Regions from separate parts of the Mus musculus genome. Here region 1 is linked to region 2. The links are chromatin loops, found by intact Hi-C in ENCODE. Cell type or tissue: heart. All regions are shown on one strand.

Region 1 (2,500 bases), 100 kb before region 2:
TTACACATGTATTGGGGATCTAAATGCACTTGTGTCCTCAGGCATATGGAGGCTGAAGAGAGAATCATTTTGATCAAATTTCTACCTTTTTCAGTGAGGCAGAGTCTCTCAGACAATCCCAGAGATCTCAGATGTGGGTATTCTTATTAGCCAGTTTAATCAAAGGGACCTTAACCCCATCTTCTGGGACGAGAATTACAGAAGGGCTTCTAAGCCCTGGCTTCTATGGATTGAAATCTCCTCTCCTCTCACTTGTTTCCAAATGCTTAACCACTGAGCCATCTCCCCAAACCCTCAAAAACAATGTAAAAAAAAAAAAGTGTTGTTTCTTCTTGGACTCAGTAGTCTTATTTGTAGGTAAACTGTGCCGTCAGAAGAAACCGATAGGGTAGGCTCTTCTCGCTCAGCTCATCTTGTATTCTGAGACCACATTTATTCCACAGGGTCAGAAGGAGACATGTTCCTGTCTCTTCAAAGAGAATGAATTATAGGGAATTTCTCACTTAGTTATCTACAGATAATAGAATCTTCTTTTTCCTTGGCTTCAAACCAGACAGATTTATAACGGCTAAAGCCCACTGGGCTCTCGTGGAATAAAAATGATGGCTCAGGTGTTATTTTTAGTCCTGCAAACTCCATATTTTCAAAGGTTTTAAAACTGAGTAATTAAGTTACATATAACTAGCATATACCCTACAGTCTTTAAAGACATATTAATGTGGGTGCTTTTAAAGAGCTGTAATTGGGGAGTACTATGTTCAATTTCTGTCACACTAACACTGCAGAGTGTCAGATGTCTGCAAACAAGATGGTATAGGAACATGTAGTGACATATTTAGGTACCCGTGTGTGCCATATGGTGTCACCTGGGCTACGTTTAAAGACTTACAGAAGGCATAAAATGATAATGAATGGTCTAAAAACTGTCGAATATCACTCAAAATGTTGTGTTCTACTTAAGACTACCACAAGAGGGCATTCTTCCTCCAACTTATATGCAAACAAATTCTTCCTTTGATTTGTCCAAGCAAAAAGCTGGGAGTGGGGGAAGGGGATAGGGGTTTTTCGGAGGGGAAACCAGGAAAGGGGATAACATTTGAAATGTAAATAAAGAAAATATCTAATAAAAGAAAAAATATGTGTAGGATATGTGTTGACGTTCCTTCGCCTGGCTGGGGGAATGTTTATGCTGTTGTCTGATTATGACACAGTATTCTCTGCTCATTACTCTCTCCCTTTCTGGTTTGACCTTCATAGGCTGCTAATTAATGGCTTCTGACAAATGAAAGACGGGAACTTTTTTTTCCCCTTAGTATGTGGATTTTTTTTTTGTCTGGTTGTGATTTGTCACTGGAATTCTCTAATAAAGCCAGTGGTTTTTCTGTGTGTCTCCCCTAGGGATTCTTTGAGGAGGAGGAAGGTAAAGAGTATATCTACAAAGAGCCTAAGCTGACAGGGCTCTCGGAGATCTCCCAAAGGCTTCTCAAGCTCTATGCAGACAAATTTGGAGCAGACAATGTGAAAATAATTCAAGATTCCAACAAGGTAGGTGAACAAACAGTGTTCACACAGTGACTTGACAGTGTTCACACAGTGACTTGACAGTGTTCACACAGTGTGACTTGACAGTGTTCACACAGTGTGACTTGAGAGTGTTCACACAGTGTGACTTGATAGTGTTCACACAGTGTGACTTGACAATGTTCACACAATATGACTTGACTAGATTTTTCCTATTTCTACGCACTGTTTTTAATTTTCCATGCGAAATGAACTAGCCAAAATACTTGAGATATTTTGCATGTTGATTGGCTGGTGAGGTTTTGGATTTTTTTTTTATGTTTGTATCTACATGAGTTTATGAACACCATGATTATGCATGTGTTCACAGAGGTCAGGAGAGGGCATTGGATCCTCAGGACTCTGGACTTACAGGTGATTGCAAACCACCAAGTGGGTGCTGCTAACCCAACCCAAGAGCGTGATTGTAAAGCACCATGTGGGCGCTGCTAACCCAACCCAAGAGCAGTAAGCACTGTTAACCACTAGGCCATCTCTTCAGCACAATTATAAGCTTTTACCTGAGTAATATTTATATCATTTTTTGAAACAACTTAGCAAGTCTTCTGCTTTTTCCATAGTTCATATGCTTTTGAATAGCAGTTAAAATGTTGAAGTAGCTGAGCTCAGAAGCAGAGCTGGAGGAAAAGCAAGACACTTACCTGTTTACCCAGTTCAGGAGGCCTTTGTGAACCCCACCATTCTGAGAGCTGTCTTCTAATAGAACCCAAATTGCTATCACATGGTATTAATTTGAGAGAATCCACTGAAGGTCTTCTTGGATCTTCTCATTAAACTATTGCCAGCCTTCACATACATTATCATTCTCCAGCCAACCTCTAGCAAGCATCTACTAACATGCCACACCCAGAGCCAGGCCTTGAGACACAGAACCTCTTCTTCTAGACCTCTCAGTTCATATGCATGGAAAAACTTGTGT
Region 2 (2,500 bases):
ACCATCTGTGATGGGATCTGATGCCCTCCTTTCACCAGAGAAGAACGACAGTGTACACACACATATTAAATAAATAAATAAATAAATATTTTTTTAAAAATAAGATATTAACAAAGACACTTAGATGAGGAGCAGAGACTGGGCTATAATATCCTTTACACTGTCTTTCTGCTGCTATGGCTGTATAGTAATTTTATAAAATATCAGTGAAGGTCTAAAGCAAGCATGCTGGGAGAAACTGTGTAGTTTTGTAATCCAGCTCACTTCCTTTCCTTTCTCCCTTTACTGTCTCAGATCCCCCAGAAAGTGACCTTGAGATTGGGCTTCCTGTACAAGGGGTAGATTTAAATAGAGGTGGAAATGATTAGGAAAAATAAAGAAGAAGAAGAAGAAGAAGAAGAAGAAGAAGAAGAAGAAGAAGAAGAAGAAGAAGAAGAAGAAGAAGAAGAAGAAGAAGAAGAAGAAGAACTAGAGAAGGAAACCAATTAAGGTACAATTTCAGGCAGAGACCTGTGGGGTGGGGCTGTAATTTCAGCCTGATCCTGCTGGGGAGCTCTGGAGTGTAGGTAACAGGTCAGTTACTCCTGTTGGAGCCAAGGTGATTCATTTTTTTTTCAGATTCTTGCTTTTTTATTATAGTCCAAAGGGTATTGAGTTCTATAAACAGGCAAAATTCTCTAGTACCTCTAGGGTGGTACTCTGCGAAGACAAAATATGTTGGGCACAAAAGAACACAGAGGGAAAAGAAGATTCAGAAACAGTGTAATACAAAAGAATATTTTAGCAGATCCCAGTATTATCCACTGCACCCACCAGACTTTTCTATCATCATCAGCTTCTGTAAAGACAGTTCTTAAAGTCATACTTGAAGCATTGTGGAGAGAAGCTAGCTTTTGCATTGATCAAATACTGTTCTTAATTTTCTACAGTAAGTTTAATACCTGCTCTTCGGCAATACTAAAATGCCAATACTCTAAACTTATTGAAATGTCCGCGGTCATCTGGACTTCAGAAATTCAACAGGAACACTACAACAAAAATCTAGATGCTTCCATAGCTGCCTCTTCTGACTACTGAGGTCAGGAATGTTGAAAAGCTTCTAAAGCTATTCCAGGGCCTGTCTCCAAGTCTCAGGATTCTCTGGGGTCTTAGATCGTTCATTCCCACCTGTACTGGCTAGTTTTGTGTCAACTTGACACAGCTGGAGTTATCACAGAGAAAGGAGCTTCAATTGAGGAAGTGCCTCCATGAGATCCAACTGCAAGGCATTTTCTCAATTAGTGATGGGGGGGGGGGAGGCCCCTTGTGGGTGGGACCATCCCTGGGCTGGCAGTCTTGGTTCTATAAGAGAGCAGGCTGAGCAAGCCAGGGAAAGCAAGCCAGTAAGTAATATCCCTCCATGGCCTCTGCATCAGCTCCTGCTTCTTGACCTGCTTAAGTTCCAGTCCTGACTTCCTTGGTGATGAACAGCAGTATGGAAGTGTAAGCCGAATAAACCCTTTCTTCCCCAACTTGTTTCTTGGTCATGATGTTTGTGCAGGAATAGAAACCCTGACTAAGACACCACCTAATTTATGAGTGAAGAATATTTTTACATCATATTCTACCTCAGCCTTAAATATTTTGTATATACGAAAAGGCATGTGTTTCGAGCATCACAGTACACTGTACATTTACCATGTGCCAAAAACTACAAGCATATTTTAAATCTTGCCACGCTCGACTGTGACCTGAGGTATGATAAATGTAAGGTTACATATATCCATAAACTTTCCTAAGTCAATGATCAGTTTCTCCTCTCTTGTTGAAGAGCTCATATTTTGTGCATAACACCCTCTTTCAAGCATTATACTCTATAGCAAGAAGAGCAGAAAAAGCACAAGGTGGACTAAGGAGGCCAAACAACAATTTGGGCAATTCTTTGAAAAGCTTTCTTTCTGGAGATAAGTCTTGTTTCGATGATGGGAGACAAATTCACCGTGACAATTGCCATCTCCTGAAAAAGCAGAAAGACATTTGCAGAAGTGGGGAGCAAACATCAGATGAGAGTTTCAGATCTCCACTCAGAAGGAAGTCGTGCCTAGAAAAAGAATAGCTCCTTAGAGTTAACAGCCTTAGATGTGAGTGCCAGAGGCTTTCAAGCTGACTTTTCAAAGCCAGAAGCTTATAGCAACAAATCCTAAGAAGCAGAGGCTCGTGGATCTAGGTTCTGAAAACCCTGAGGCTTAGAAGCCTAAAGCAGCCGTTCTCAACCTGTGGGTCCCAACCCTCACAGGAATTACATACCAGATATTCTGAGTCTCAGATAGTTACATTATGATTCCCAACAGTAACAAAACTACAGTTATGAAGTAGCAACAAAAATAATTTTATGGTTGGGGAGGGCAACCCAACATGAGGAACTGTCTTAAAGTGTCACAGCATTTGCAAGGTTGAGAACTACGGCTCTAGATTCTCGAGTCTAGACCTTGAGTTCCAATGGCTCAGTACCCAGCAACTA

Evidence for each region. Peaks named below come from ENCODE experiments on the same cell type or tissue, not always from the same donor. Only the 100,000 strongest peaks of a DNase experiment are listed, where the experiment ranks them.
Region 1: it touches region 2 in a loop (2.1-fold over the local background); 10 of 42 quality-filtered maps call a loop at or near these places.

What each region holds. Positions count from the first base shown.
Region 1 is chr1:80,514,534-80,517,033 of GRCm38, reverse strand. Dock10 (dedicator of cytokinesis 10) reads left to right here. Exons shown (of 56, transcript NM_175291.4): 51 at 1,399-1,545. Among named protein-coding and RNA genes, the nearest start is that of 1700016L21Rik, 70 kb to the right of the region's middle. In heart, a CTCF peak has its summit at 963 (motif pointing right); no DNase peak of the experiment used is centred here.
Region 2 is chr1:80,413,576-80,416,075 of GRCm38, reverse strand. No RefSeq gene overlaps it. Among named protein-coding and RNA genes, the nearest start is that of Gm38673, 13 kb to the left of the region's middle. In heart, no CTCF peak of the experiment used is centred here; no DNase peak of the experiment used is centred here.